2 separate regions of the Homo sapiens genome follow, and region 2 is linked to region 1. Evidence: chromatin loops called from intact Hi-C (ENCODE). Cell type or tissue: B cell. All regions are shown on one strand.

Evidence for each region. A loop is a pair of places that touch in the nucleus more often than their neighbours do. Peaks named below come from ENCODE experiments on the same cell type or tissue, not always from the same donor. Only the 100,000 strongest peaks of a DNase experiment are listed, where the experiment ranks them.
Region 2: it touches region 1 in a loop (7-fold over the local background); 3 of 110 quality-filtered maps call a loop at or near these places.

What each region holds. Positions count from the first base shown.
Region 1 is chr14:89,716,567-89,724,566 of GRCh38, reverse strand. No RefSeq gene overlaps it. Among named protein-coding and RNA genes, the nearest start is that of FOXN3-AS2, 140 kb to the right of the region's middle. In B cell, no CTCF peak of the experiment used is centred here; DNase peaks (open chromatin) are centred at 2,516, 3,546, 4,436, 5,006 and 1 weaker place; H3K4me3 peaks cover 2,776 bases; H3K27ac peaks cover 3,543 bases.
Region 2 is chr14:89,183,437-89,191,436 of GRCh38, reverse strand. The region is part of intron 4 of FOXN3 (forkhead box N3); the gene reads left to right. Among named protein-coding and RNA genes, the nearest start is that of FOXN3-AS3, 160 kb to the left of the region's middle. RefSeq lists a silencer at 2,899-3,083. In B cell, no CTCF peak of the experiment used is centred here; DNase peaks (open chromatin) are centred at 4,166 and 4,496; H3K4me3 peaks cover 1,150 bases; H3K27ac peaks cover 3,828 bases.

The DNA.
Region 1 (8,000 bases):
GGAGGCAAGTAGAAAGAATGAACCTAAATTATCCTATTGATGACTAAATGTTACATTTAGCTCCCGGGAGTCCATGCCCGGAACAGAATTTCAAGGAATCACATTGAGCCTGCTGGCCAACCGGGACCTGCTGCAAACTTGAGTAAACACAAGGTTTCCTAATAAACTGCCTTTCTTAGAAATCTAAAGTACTAAAAACCCTAAGTTCAGGAAAACTTGAATTTCTCAGAGAGGCAGAAAAAGGGATCAAGTTGCAGAACAATAGCGCTAGAAAGAAAAACCAAATGCACCTGAGGGCAGATAGTTAAAGGAGTTGGAGAAATTACATTTCAGAAAAATATGTTTCGGTGGCCAATTTTGTCTCTAGCTTGGAAATGTACTTGGTCCCATGAATAGGTTGACTCTTGCACAAACCCTGTTTACCTGGCTTGGTTCAAAGTTGTGACTTTTACTTCCCATGTGACTGATGAATTTGACAAGTTTGCCCCTGGCCCTGTGCTGAGCACTATGAAGGGGCAAAGAATTATAAGACCTGGTTTGGGGCTTGGGGGTGGGGAATGGGGGTTCAAAGAGAATATGTACAGCAGCAGCAAAGGTAGCAGTGTGCTGGTGGGTTTAGAGAGAGATTTTTGGTTTTGTTTTTGTTTTTTTTGAGACGGAGTCTTGCTCTGTCACCCAGACTGGAGTGCAATGGTGCAATCTTGAGCTCGGCTCACTGCGACCTCCGCCTCCCAGGTTTAAGCGATTCTCCTGCCTCCCCCTCCCAGGTTTAAGCGATTCTCCTGCCTCTGCCTCCTGGGTTTAAGCGATTCTCCTGCCTCAGCCTCTCAAGTAGCTGGGATTACAGGCACCCACCACTACTCCTGGCTAATTTTTGTGTTTTTAATAGAGGTGGGGTTTCACCATGTTGGCCAGGCTGGTCTCAAATTCCTGACCCCAAGTGATCCACCTGCCTTGGCCTCCCAAAGTGCTGGGATTACAGGCGTGAGCCACTGTGCCCAGTCTAGAGAGAGGTTTTAATAAACTTAGAGTTTAGTGATCTGTGTGGCCTGGGACAGAAAGTCATCTTCTCATTTGCTTGGTTACTCAGAGTAGCCTATCAGGAGGATTTGGGGCAGGGCCAGTGGTGCAGAATCATTCTTGAGCTACAAATATCAAGAAAACAGGATCTAGAAAGATGAATGAAATCTATTCGTGACTACCTTGGCAGCATCCAAAGTCACAGAGGGGCAAGATACTACTGTGCTAGGAGGATGAATGATGACTTTAATTTGTAACCAACATAAATAAAAATAAGTTTCTGACTAGATGTCTATCATCACATCACCTGAGCATGACTGGATGGATTTTCACTGTATTGGAGGGAACATTTGAATTTATAAAATGGCCTTAAAATATGGGCTTGTGGGGGGTGATGGTGGGCTGACTACCAATGAAGAGATGTGCCATATGCATTATGGTAGGTCAGGGTCTCGCAGACACAGTCTCGCAGATGGGGACTAGTATGCCAGAGTTTATAAATGAAGTGCTCCAGGGGAAATGAGGGGGTGGGAGGAGGAACAGGCTGGATGGGGAAGGGAAAGGAGCCCAGCAAGACAGCCACTTCAGGCCAAGTCCCAGCCTCAGCATGGCTCTACAAAAAGCAGTGGAGTGTAAGTTACACCTCTGATTGTATCCCAACTCCAGGCACCCCAGAGCTGGGCTTTCATATTCTGCACCAGTCAGCCATTGGCCAATGGCCCCCTAGGGAGGACCCAAATTTCCAGGTACATCTGTCACCAGTCTTTAGAAGAGAGTCATTAGAAGCAGGCATAGAAGCCAAGGGAAGGGGCCAGTCTTGGTGGCTCACGCCTGTAATGCCAGCACTTTGGGAGGCTGAGGTAGGTGGATCACCTGAGGCCAGGAGTTTGAGACCAGCCTGGCCAACGTGGTGAAACCCCGACTCTACTAAAAATACAAAATTAGCTGGGTGTGGTGGCGCATGCCTGTAATCTCAGCTACTCAGGAGGCTGAGGCAGGAGAATTGCTTGAACCTGAAAGGCGGAGGTTACAGTGAGCCGAGATCGCACCACTGCACTCTAGCCTGGGCAACAGAGCAAGGCTCTGTCTCAAAAAAAAAAAAAAAAAAAAGAGAGAAGCCAAGGGAAGGACACTCAGAAATGGACAAAGGATTTTCAGGAGAGGGCACAGAGCCCCTCAATACAGTGTTCCCCATGCGTATTAAGACCTGTGGGCAGAACAAGGAATAAATGTTTCAGATATGAGTCCAAAATCCAAGGACACGCCCTTCAACTTGCAGACACTGGTTTCCAGTTGAGCTGCTTCTCACATGGGCAACTCTAGCCAGCTGGTAACAGCAGAGATTTGTGTACTTGGTAATGTTTTTAAAAAACAGCTGGGGATTGTCTGGGCAACGCTGGAGGCCAGCTTCTGTGCAATCGCACGGGCCTGCTGAGCTTGTCCCTCTCCTCCTGCTGTCCCCAGAGGGGCAAACAAGCTTCTTTCTTATTCAACCTATGTCTTCCTGAACTCTGTTTCTCTCTGACGTGGCTGGAGAGACTAAGACAGTTCTCATTAAGAAGACTACATAAGCAAGGCCTAAATTATGTGCTACAAATCCTGCAAGAGTGTCATGAAAATGGAGGTTGCTCAGGACTGGAGGAGCCGCGGAAGGCTTTTTATGGGAGATGGGACTTCATTTTGGCCTTGAAAAGCAGCAGAGCTTAGTAGGTAGAAAAGAGAAAGAAGGGCATCCCGGCAGGGGGGTACACATTGAGCAAACGGCACAGAGGTGAGACCTGACGTGCACTTTTATGGCACAAAGTGAAGACTGTCTTAGCTTAAGGGAAGAATCCCAGCCCAGAAGGCTGACAGTCGGTCACCCTGGGTCTGAAATTTGGGTCATGGTCTTAAGCCATCTACCCCTCTGCTGCTTGGTTCAGCTTCTTTCTGATTCTCTGCCTAATTCCCCCCTCAGACTGGCTTTCCATCAAGCTGTGTCGGGCTCCAGACCATCCTCCTAATTAATACATGCCAGGTCCCATGAGTTGACAAGCTTTCAATACAAAGAAATAAATGATATAAGCCAGGATGAAAAGCAGAACAAAATAAAGATAGCAGGGGGTGTTTGGAGTGAACAACATCATGAAACGGGCCAATTTCAGAGACTTTTTGGAAAAGCGGAAACCTGATGTGTTAATTAGGAGTCTATTTCCATAATAAGACTGCTCAGAGGAAGGTAATAGAAGAAACAAAGGGGCAGTGGCAGGGACTGGTCAGGCAGGATGGAAGTTACAGCTTAAGGAGAGGGGAGAGGGCTTATTATTGTCTGTTGTCTTCTGTATCTCTGGGGTCTGCTGGCTCCATAAGACAGGGGGCTGCCCCTTCTTTGTTTTGTAAAGCACCGTGAATAAAGAGCTTCGGGTATAAATAACAATGTGGTTTCTGGCCCCAAGACCCGATTCAACAGGAAGTACTGCAGCCTTACCAGCTCCAGCTGGTGGTAGATTTTGACTTTTCAGGGCATACTCTATTCAGAGGAACTGTCTGCTGCTGAGATGAGCCAATATAGTGGTTCAAAACAAGAGGAAGTGTGGCAAGGAAGTGAGGTGCCAATGCACCCGCAGTGAGGGAAGGGCACTTGTGAAGCCGGAAGCCTTCATCTGGCCTCAAGCAGCTAGGTTTGGGGGATTCGAGCAAGGGTGCTGGAATCAGGTAGATGTGGGATCTAACCCCCAGCTCTGCCGCCTGCTGGCTCTGTGGTTAGGCCTTCCAACTGGTATGCTGAGCTGAGAAAAGACAGTGTATCTTCTCCACTACTGCCAGATTGATTTTTCAAAAGCACAGCTTTGAGCATCTCTTCCTGCTGTTTGGAGATGGCAGTGGCTCCCAACTGCCTAGCAGAAGCCAGTCCACTGTGGGGTTGGCCAAGTTCTGCACTTCAGGGACTTTGACTGAGAGGGTGAACCCTCCTAAACCTCGTGTTCTTCTTCATGAAGCAAGGATGATAATAGGCACTGTATTGTTGGGCCACTGTGAAAGTTAAAGGAGATAATTCACGTAAAGCATGTGGCACATCATAAGTGCCCCACTAACAAGAATCTTCACGACTGGTTAAGAAACTGCTTGAGTGCAAAGCCCCATTCTTCCTTTACCAGATGTGACCTTGGGTACATTTCTTAATTTCCCCATTGTATTAGTCCGTTCTCACATTGCTGCAAAGACACTACCCCAGAATGGGTAATTTATAAAGGAAAGAGGCTTAATTGACTCAAGTTCAGTGTGGCTGGGGAGGCCTCAGGAAACTCACAACCATGGAGGAAGGGGAAGCAAACACGGCAGGAAGGAGAATGAAAGCCAAGCAAAAGGGGTTTCCCCTTATAAAACCATCAGATCTCGTGAGACTTATTCACTACCACGAGAACAGTTGGGGGAAACCACCCCCATGATTCAATTATCTCCCACCAGGTCCCTCCCACCACAAATGGGAATTACGGGAGCTACAATTCAAGATGAGATTTGGATATGGACACAGCGAGACCTTATCACCCATCCTCAAACGCTCACCTGTAAAACAAGGTTGTTGAGAGGATTCGATGAACTGATGTATCTAAAGCATCTTGACCAGTACTTAGTGCTCAATAATTTTAGTTTTATGACATCATCATCATCATTATCACTGCTTCCTCCATCACCATCATGATGATCATTTAGATCTGGGAGAAAAAAAAGAAATAAATTGGGAATATACTTATTGAAATGAGTCCCTGAAGTTGCTCTGGGGGTCTAGGAGTGGAGAAGGGGGCTGAACGCCTCCATCCCTCCTCTCCACAGATACTTCTGGTAGGGCCTGGGGTAGTTGGGACCAGTGAGGGCTTCAGGGACTGGGTGTGCCTGTTGCATCTGGCTGTTTTCTCCTGGCTTCTGGATCTAATGCTGGGCACCTGTTCAACCCAGGCCAACTGGAAGGTGGGGGTCAATCTTGCTGAATGAGACTATGGTGGTTGTGGTTGTTAGATAGAGGACACGTGCTTCCTCTTTCTGCTGTCATGAGAGTCCCTCAGGGAAAGTTCATGACGAGGTGAAATGTTACTCTGGTCTCCTGTTTTTCTTTTTCTTTTTTTTTTTTTTTTGGAGATGGAGTTTTGCTTTTGTCGCCCAGGCTGGAGTGCAATGGCGCAATCTCGGCTCATAGCAACCTCCGCCTCCCGGGTTCAAGCCATTCTCCTGCCTCAGCCTCCGGAGTAGTTGGGATTACAGGCATGTGCCACCACGCCCGGCTAATTTTGTATTTTTAGTAGAGACGGGGTTTCTCCACGTTGGTCAGGCTGGTCTCGAACTCTGGACCTCAGATGATCCGCCCACCTCGGCCTCCCAAAGTGCTGGGATTACAGCATGAGCCACCGCGCCTCGCCTGTCTCCTGTTTTTCTATCTGAAGGTAATGACCACTTCACCCATTTTGTGTGATGTTGGCAAGGCTGCCAACAGTGTGACCCCACCCCATTGCTGCGATATAATGCAACCCAAGCAAAGTGAATCAAAATCATTATAGGGAGTTTGCTTGAGAGCTAAGGGTAGGGGTAGGGGTGGAGGGAAGTGTCCTTCTCCCTTGCCCTAGGATGCAGAGATCTAAAGAACACAGGAGGCTGAAGATGCCAGACAGGGGTCCTTGCAGCCGTGTTGGAGAGATTGGAGAGATTCTGCTTGAGAGTGAAGTCAATCAAAGTCAAAAGACAGAGCCCTCTTATCATTGTTTGAGCCACTTGATACAGCTATGCCTGAAGGTGGTCACCCCCAGACTTCCCAGGTACATGAACCAATTAACTCCATAAAGCTGATTGAGTTGGATTTTTGTCACTTGTACTAATGAGTACAGTGCCTTTATTTGCAACTGTGAGAAATTTGCTTCATATGCTTTAAACTCATTTGTGTTAGGAATAATTAGGTTTTTTAAATTTGTGGAGGGGCTATCTAGGAGTGGGGAATAGAAAACTGAGATGCAACAGAAGGCAGAGAAGAAGCTGATGCTTTGCACTGAAGCCTTGGAAAAGATCAAGGAAGCTGAGAGCTGGTAGCCAAGGGCCATGGAACAGCCAGCTGTGTTGATGGAAGGGAAGAAACAGGGTCACCTGTGGGAGGAGCAGGCAGCACAGGCAAAGACATTAGGCTATAGTGTTTATGGATAAGGACCTATATAACCTTCTATGTGGTGGCACAAATTTGGCAAATCACTACTCAGCTATATTAAGCCAATTCGATAAAAATTACTCAAAGCATCTCAATCAAAAAGGCAATGTCAACTTGGAGTCACACAGCCCTGGGCTTAGGGCCAGCTTTGGGACAATCTAGTTGAGTGACATTAAGAGAATTATTTGACATCTCTGATCCTCAGTTCCATTTCTGCACCATAGGGATAATAATGCCTTCCTCACATAATAGGTGATGATGGTACTGTTTTATTCAAGCTCTTCCACACCTCTGGGACCACAATAGAAAAATGAGAAGCAAGACAACCAACAACTCCATTCCAAAAAGTACAAAGCACATGCAATATGTGCACGAAGAATCAGACATAGAAGGAAAAACAGGGCCAGGCACAGGGGCTCGCACCTGTAATCCCAACACTTTGGGAGGCTGAGGGGGGTGGTTCACTTGAGTCCAGGAGTTCAAAACCAGCCTGGGCAACATAGGGAGACCCCATCTCTACAAAAAAAATTCAAAAATTTAGCTGGACATGGTGGTGCACGCCAGGAGTCCCAGCTACTATGGTAGCTGAGGCGGGAGGATTGCTTGAGCCTGGGAGGTGGAGGCTGCAGTGAGCTGTTATTGCAACTACTGCATTCCAACCTGGGTGACAGAGCAAGACACTGTCCCCTCCCCCCGAAAAAGAAGAAAAAACATTTTAGCATGTGTGTTATCTATGATTTAGAAGCACATTTTTAAAACCATAGGGAAGGCAAATCCTGAAAACTGTTCAGGTAGTAAAAGCTGGAAAATGGAAAAATATCCAGTACTATATATTACTAGTTTTCAATCTATATATATTGTTGGTAATATTTTTATTTAGTTTGCTATCTTTGTGCTTTTATTTTAGTAACAAATGTCTTTAAGTTATTTATGAGTCCTTTTTCCATAGGCATTATGGTTTTTTATCATCTATTAGCTGCTTCAGGGCTCTAGCTAGCAAGTTTTTGTTGCTGTTGTTGTTGTTTTGAGACAGACTCACTCTGTCACCCAGGCTGGAGGGCAGTGGTGTGATCTTGGCTCACTGCAACCTCCGCCTCCTGGGTTCAAGCAATTCTCCTGCCTCAGCCTCCTGAGTAGCTAGGATTACAGGCGTGTGCCACCATGCCTGGCTACTTTTTGGAATTTTTTTTAGTAGAAACAAGGTTTCACCATTTTGGCCAGGCTGGCCTCAAACTCCTGGCCTCAAGTGATCCACCTGTCTTGGCCTCCCAAAGTGCTGGGATTACAGGCGTGAGCCACTGAGCCCAACCTCTAACTAGCAAGTTTGACACAGAGTTGAGGATAGTGGTCCTCTCATTTCCTTTTCAGGACAAACAGCAGGTCTGATGGGGGCTGTGAAGAAGCCACGCAGTTTTGGTGACTAGACTGTCAAGGAAACAGGGTTCTCTAGGTTGGCACTAACAGTGACAGTTGTCTTCTCCTGCATTAGCCAGGGTTTTCCAGAGAAACAGAACCAATGAGATGTATATAGGCCAAGCATGGAGGCTTGCGCCTATAATCCCAGCACTTTATGAGGCTGAGGCAGGCAAGAGGATCACTTGAGTCCTGGAGTTCGAGGTCATCATGGGCAAATAGCAAAACCTACTTTAAAAAAAAAAAGTAAAAAGTGTATAGATGTGAGAGAGATTGATTGATTTTAAGGAGTTAGCCCTTAAAATGACTATGGAGACTGGCAAGTCCAAACTCTGTAGAGTAGGCCAGCAAAGTTGGAGACCCAGGGAGGCACTGCAGTTAGAGTCCAAAGGCCGAGTCT
Region 2 (8,000 bases), 530 kb after region 1:
CGACTTCAATTGCACACTTCATTTATTTGGACAGGGCACAGGCGGCAGCTTCTGTCACGCGGCATCACCGCACTATTAGTGAATTTCGCCCCAGGGCAGCTGGGACGCTGCGCTGGGGCAGATGTTCTTTTCAGCCTATTCAGTGACCATTCTTGGGGGTTGTTTACTGTTGCCATGGTGACCTTCATTTCCATAGCAGCAGAGCTGCTGTTTCTCAGAGGAAAATGAATTTAGTTATAAAAGGATAATATTTTTCTCTGTCTCTATATAACCTGCCATCTGTCAACTGGTGGATCAGTAAGGATTCAGAAACCTATTAAGAATTATAGCAATGGAGTGATGAGTATTTTTTTTTTACCCATATTAAAAGCAATAATAGAAGTGGAAGCAAACATTGTGCCCTCAACATGACAACTTTACTTTTTTCTTTATATTTTAAGTGCTTTTTTTTAATGCCTTCACCACATCCACACCACTGTTACAAACACATAACCTCGTGAAACACAATTTACATTCTGCTGACAAATGGAAATGACCACATGTCTTGTTTGTATCTCACTAGATGCAGGTGTATTTAATGCTTTCTTGATGCTGTGAGCTTTCCCCAGTTCATTAAAGATTCATATGGCTGAACTTCCTATTGTCACTGACTCTCCTGCTCCTCACCCCACGGTAAAAGCTGTGGGGGTGCATAGATCAGCAATTTATCAGGAACATACAGTGCAAATTATAAAATTAACAAAATGAGAAGAAACCATGCTTGTGTGATGAAAAATTTACTAACATGATCCTTAAATCTCATTCTAGAATACCTTTTCTTCTTCTCAAATCCCACTGGGAAGAAAGTCGCCTTTGGGATAGCTCATCCAGTTGCTGGATATTTTTTTTTTCTCTGTTGCATTCATAAACTGTAACTTGCAGGGGGAAAAACACACACACACACCGGCCCCGTTGTAAATAATGTTATTTATTGGTTGATTTTTCCAGATCCTGACATTGATGCTGCCAGTGCCATGATGCTTTTGAATACTCCCCCTGAGATACAAGCAGGTTGTGAGTAGATATTTCTATAGCCTACAGCACCATAGTTTGTGAACTTAACCTTCTCATTTATACACCAGGTCATAGGAAGAACTAATGCTAAAGTAGAACTTCCCTTATAGAATCACTTTAAAAGCTACATAAGTGCATGATTACATGCATATGCATATAAACATGCAGCCATGCATATGTATGAATGAATGCATAGGTGTGTTTCCAAGATGAGAAAGTTCTTATATAATTTCAGGACTTAAGACTTGGGGAAAGGGAAACAGATCCTTTAATGAGTCCCAGTGAAGAGGCCTTCCTTGCTCCTGCAGGTATTGTTCCTGTGAGTTTGTAGTTTCTCCTAGAAGAGGCTACATGGGGTCAACTTAACCCTAATGGACCTGAGCAGTACCCATTTTTAGAAATTTCTTTCTCTTCTGGGACCTCATCGCCAGGCTGCCATTTTGGAGAAGAGTCTAGTGAAATAGGCCTGTTGGAGCCTGGAATATCTTTGAAATGAAACCACGCTACCAGCTTGGACCATTTCTATCCAGCCTCCCAGGCTGCCCCAGATAGCAGGGTAGGGCTGTTTAGCTAAGCAGGACTCCCATCCTCACCTTCTTTTTGTTGGCCTTCAACAATGTCAAGTTTGAGACAACATTTCCTTACTGAGACTTCTCTTCTCACCACCTGAGGTTTTTACCATCTCTGGAGATAGTCTACCATGGTTTTAGAAAGATCTCTTCCCAAGGGATGAAGAGTGACTTCAAACAAAGATATCTGTCCCTTCCTTCTCCCCACTCGAGGTCAGTACCAGTGCCCACATCCCATACCCAGCTAGAACCCTGTTGAACACACAGACAGCTGGTTTACCAAGGTCTGCTCAGCTTGTTGTTAGGACATTGCTGTGTTACAGCCTCTTACTGATGAAACACGGTAGTGAGGAAATAGTGACATGAAGCAGCAGACGCCACTACAACACCACCGCTTAGGGGCTGGCACTCACCTATCTCCTTCTTATGGCTAGGCCTTCAGCTCATTTTGGGTTCTGGCTCTCTGAGGGCCACATGGCTTGCTGAGCAGTGGGAAGTCCCTGCCTTTGGAGTGGATGCTACTTCACACAGGAAAACATCCATCCTCAGACCCAAAACAGGTGCCTTTTGTTAGTATTGGACTACGTGGAGTTCCAGGCCATCCGTCATAGCCCCTCTGCTTGTCCCAGCCTTCCTGACAACTTTAGGATATTTGACTCCAACCTTTCTTATTTGTTCCTATTTTAAAAGACCCAAGAAATTCAGCTGAGCATTCTCAGGGAGACTTGTTCCTCTGCCTGGAGCTGCCATTACCTGTTCCGAACAGTCTAGAGTTCTGATTCTCTCTTTCCAAACTCAGACCTCCAGCCATTGCAATGTTGGGCTGCCTACACCTCTGACATGCAAACACCACTGCTAAGCAGATGTGTCACTGGCCTAGCTCTATAACTAGCAGTTAACCTGGAGTGTGGTTTTTAAATGATGTTTCATATTTCAGAGAAATGTATATGTTTTTAAATTTTTTTTTTTAAATAAACTTCCATTCTTAGATGGCATTGCAGGAAAAGTACAGACCAGATTGTAATCAAGTTCCAGGCTGAAAAGATTTCTAAAATTAAGTTGCATAACTCAACCCAGTGGAAACATACTGATTTCATCAGAGCCATGTAAGATTCGAGCACCTTCCTTTGCACCCAGCCACTACACAGTGATCATTAGTTTCACAAAAATACTTCCAGCTGGTTGCTGAAGTTCAGAGGGAAAATGGGACCATGACCTTCTGCTAGAAGAGGCTATATGGGGCCAGCTTAAACGTAATGGACCGGAGCAGTACCCATTTTTAGAAATTTCTGTCTCTTCTGGGACCTCATCACCAAGCTGCCATTTTGGAGAAGAGTCTGGTGAAGCAGGCCTGCTGGAGCCTGGAATATCTTTGAAATGAAACCAAGCCAGGCAAGGGGACTGATTGATCCTTCACAGATCCTCAGCAGCTTCCATAAACGTCCATGATTACTGGATTCTTGAGCATAGGTAGGAAAGGAAAAAGGCTTCTCCTGATGAGTTGACAAGTGAGTTGTTTTCAGTGTTCGCCTCCCCTCTCCAACTCTGTAATACTCAGACTGTAAATACTTCTTTTTCCAGGGTAGCCACGGTCCTATTTACATTGAAATGCTGAATTTGAGTTTTACAAGCTCAGTGTTCATGTTTTGAAGCTGTAGGCTCATTTTTAGAAGGCTTTTTTTTAGAAGGCTATTACCGCTGTGTGAGAAATCCAGCCACAGCCTTCATGAAAGCCCCAGGCCAAGAACGGGGCTCCAAGACAGTGGAAGGAAAGAACCCGGGGTGCCTACAAAGGTCACAGAAGGAGACGCTCATGGACAGGAATAACAGAGAAGTAAATGTGAAGACTGGGCAGAAAGTAGGGAGTCTACCTTTGCATTCACCGTCCCATCTGACCGCCAGCCCTGGTTCAATGCCCTGGAGGTCAAGGGCAAGTACAGTCAAGGAGCAGGTTGTAAGGACCCCAAGGATTGGAGCAGTTCCTTAGCAAGGGAGTGAAGATGCATGGAGCGTCTTCTCTGTGCACTTGGGAAGCCAGCTGGCCCATCCTCCCCATAAACCCAACCAGAGGAATGTATCTGCAGCTTGTGGTTAGCTCTTTCTGGCTTCACTCTTTCTCCGTGCCCCCTACCCCCGCCACCTTTCTTTTCATTTTATATTGCATAACGTTATTTGCCTTGGGATTTGAGGCAGTCCTTTGCCTTCTTAAGGGAGAAGCATTACAGGCAGAATGATTAGGCAGTCATCCCCTGCCCTGCCGGCATCGCCCAAGGCCTGGAAAAAGTGAGAGGCTATTCCTGTGCAAAAATGGTTAAAGGCAACAGCCAGCCAGCCACAGTGATGGTGTGTGGGCAGCCTATGTAGGGGTGTTTGTGTGCCTGTGTCCCAGTGTGGATATATCCCAGGTCTTCTCTAGGTTGAGGGGTCCTGCCACTGCCCATGAGTGGAGAGTGTGGCTTCGGAGAGCAACACATTTCCTGTCTGCGCAGAGCCTGCCTGTATTCCCCCGTGGGCTGGTGCTATGGCTGGGCTCTGTTGATAGAGCTTCCTCGTGCGGTGCTATTTATAGCCCCTTGTTTTCACCTCTTGGGCTGCTAGATGCCCCTGCTTGCATGGGGGCCACCAACCTAGTCTCTGCTGCTGTTCTGCTCCCAGCAGATAGAGGCTGGCCTGGATAGCTGGAAGGCTTTTCCTTTGTCCTCACCCTTCATAGCCACTCCAGGTCACCAGATGGCAGCCACTTAGATCTTTTCTCTTCCTCCTACCCTTGCTCAGCATCTGTAAAGGTAGCTCAAGGCCGGCAGACTGGCCACAGTCCAGGGTCTGAAGCTGACTAGGTTGCACAAAGGAAATGGCTCAGACTCTGGTGAGAGCCCCAGGCAGAGCAAGCCTCTTTATCATTGGAGGGTCCGTGTTGCCCCAAGGGAGCCCAGCACACCATGTCTTGCTTGGGCTGGAGTCCCTAGGGGTCCCTCCACCTCTCATTTCAGTCTAATGCTTCACTTGCAGTGCAGCGGCAGTGTGCACCTAATAAAAACCTCAGGCTACAACATTTTGTCCTCCTGGCAGCATCCGCTGTGCATGTGACATTAGCCCTTTTAGACTTTGCCCGTTTGCAGCATAGGAAACATTCTGCAAGGAGAGCCACCATGTCTCACGCGCTCTATAGGATGCTGCCTTCAGAACAGTCAGCATGGGACATGGCTGGCTCATTACCCCCTGGACTTTGGATTATGCTCCAGTCAAATCCATCTGCCTACCCCACCCTCTCCACCCTCAAAATGGCTATGTAGATTCATTCCAGCTTCTAGTATCTCCTTCAGTACCTGCTTTGCAGTTCCCGTTTGACAAGCCCCGTGAGTCAGCTTTAACCCCAATGGAGGACTTGTTAGTCAGGAGAAGCCAGATCTCCATTACTCATCTTCAAAGGCTTATATAATCCCTGGTTGGAAGGTTCCCAGAGACAAACTAGATAATAAACAAAACAACAAAATGGAACGAGGGAAGGGGAGGGATTGGGGGAAGGCGTTCCTCCCCCTGCCTGGAACTGGGATGTATGTCAGACACACCAGGCACAGCAGAGGGAAGACAACTAGGAAATAGGCTGTGTCTCCCCGTGCCAGCCCCCTCCCCAGTGTGCTTCCAAGTAAGCAGGTGGAAAGGCTGACTTTAGGAAAGGGAAGGATTAGCGGAATCACCTGCTGCTCAGCTTATGGCCTCTGAGAGAGTTAGCCAGGGCTGCCCTCCAAAGGCAGCGGCAAGAGCTCAGAGGTTAATTTTAGAAGTTGTGAAAAACCAAGGAAGCTAAGCCTCAGGAGGGGAGCTGGGGAAGTGCTGAGGGACAATGTAGCGTGGAGGAGTTTGTCTTGGACCTTAGACTTTTTTCTTTTTAAGATTCTCAGGATTGCGTTATCCCATTTAGAACATAGCATCTACAATGAGCAGTGCTGCTCTGTTTGGCTCTCTTCTTATGTGTGAAGGTTGCCCTCTTGCTAGTTAAAACCAGAAAGCTTAAGAGTCCCTCTCTAACTGCAGAGAACGTGGCTGATGGCAAGTGTGGGGAAGTGTGGCGCCAATGTCCCTCATCCTGAGAGCCTCAGGGGTGGGTATTCTCTCATCTAAAAGATAAATACGTAACTGGCCTAACCTGCAAGGATGATGCTAGAGGCCTGGGCCTTGTCTGGAGAGAGCCACAAATCCGAGGAAGAAGTTGACTTTCAACGTCCAGCCCTTTTGATGTCTTACATAGCTGGAGGCCAGTGCACTTCAGTACATCAGGTGCGTCAGATTGGCTGTAAAGGTTTTGGTCTTTCGGTGTCTTAATATGCTCTGAGGGAAACAGAGTAAAAGGAAGGGAAAGAGTAGATTTGCTGGTAGAGAAAAGGCTGAAGAATGGACTCATGTTCCCACCGAGCTTCCTAATGTAGAGTAGTGAACTGTGGGCCTCAGAATGCCTTTCTCTAACAGAGCCATTTTAGACTGGCTGTGACTTGTTCTTCAGAAGCCACGTTCCTGACACTTGGGGATGGGGACAGAAAGGAGAAAGACAGGGGTATAGTTAAGTGTCACAGCTGGCTTCTGGCAGCTGGTGAGCAAACACGAGCACATCCGCCATCTCTCCATGGAGAAGACTGCCAATGATGAGGACGGAGAAGTGCCAGGGTTGGCAGAGGCAGCATTTAGTTGCAGCTCATTTGAGAACAAGCTGCAGGATTCAGAGGAAGAGCTGAGTCTACATGCCAGGAGTCTTGTGAGGTTCAGGAAATAGCTCAGGGAAAGCCTATTAATGCTGCAAGAGAGCTTTGTCCATGAGATTCTCTTTGAAGTGAATGCTGTTCATTAATCAGGAAGATGTTTTAATAGGTAAATGCAGTTAGGAATAACTACAAAAAGCATAATGGGCTGAAAGTATTTCCCCATGTCCGGACCCCTTTCAGCCCTATCCTTGTAGATCATTAGTAAGAGGATGCTGGAGAGGTGATATAGGATGGCAGAAGGATGACGGTGACGATGACGATGATGAGCTTACATAACGAGCCAGCCACTGAGCTAAGCCGTTGACCTAGCTTATCTTATTTCATCCCCAGAGCAATCCTGCAAGGTATGTTTAAGCCTCCTTCACCAGTGAGGAAATGGAGACCCAGGAAGGTGAAGGCACTAGGCCAAGGCCACAGAGCCAGTAACGGGGCAAGGCCAAACTGAGGCTGTGTGGCTCAGAGCTCACACTCTTAACCACTGCAGTATACCTCATCCCTGAGGGTTCCGTGAGACAAGGAACATCCAAAGAACGTGGTCTCCAGTAGGAACTTGGTGACGACTGGCTTCCTTTCCTAGTTTTCCTCTCTGCTGGCCATGCGCCTGATGCTTACATGTTCTGAGTATTTGGGCAGAGGACTCTGTCATGCCACACTCTCCCCAGGGGTGCTTTTCTTCCTTGATTGGCAGATGGCTTGACAACCATGCTAGGGTTAAGAAGAACTTGCGCTCCCTAACTTGGATTTGCTCTGCTCCTGTTCCAGGGCTTCCCTCATCTTTGTCCAACTTTACGTGTTTTGGGTGTTTTTGCTGCAAGGGTGGCTCTGATATGACATGCTATGCACAAGGGGAGCAGAAGCACCATAACAGCATCTGTTGCTCTTCCAGCAACTCTGTCACCAGGAAGATGGCTACATTCTTCCAGCATGGTCTGGTTTCTGTCCCATTCTGTTCCTTATGGGTTTTCAGCTCCTCTGAAGTAGAGAAAGCACAGGCCGCCTCAGGATTCCTCTGTGGATGTTGATCATGTTGATGATGACGATATTGATGACCAACATGTATTTTCCAAATACTCGTGCCTTCCGTAACTCAGCTAAGTCTCCAGAGACCCTGGGTAAATATCATTTTTGTCCCCCATCTTACTTAAGGAGTTTAAGTAGCTTGCTCAGGGGACACGATCAATAATTGACAGAGATGAGATGTAGACCTAGGTTGGTTTGCAGAGCCTGGCTGTCAGCTGCTGCAGCGCAGGGCACTTCTCTGCTCAAAACCCTTTAATGGTTTTCCCACTACCCATAGGATAAAGTCCAAACACATCTCATTTCTGCTAGGATTGTGTGCTGTCCAAAAGCAGCCTTTTAGTTCTTGAGCACATTCTGCATCATTAAAAAATCACTTCCAGGTCTTTGTATGTGCCATTTTTCTGCCTTTGAACTCCAGTTTAGTTGACACTTCCTACAGGAAGGAAGCCTTCCCAAATACCCCTTAGTTTGGGTTAGGTGTCTCCATCCTTTCTGCCTCTAGGCCCCCTGTCCTAGCATGTACCATAGTATATTTTCATTGCCTCCTTAATTCATTCTCTCTCTCTCGCTCTATCTCCCCCTCCCTCTTGCTTGTAGTTAC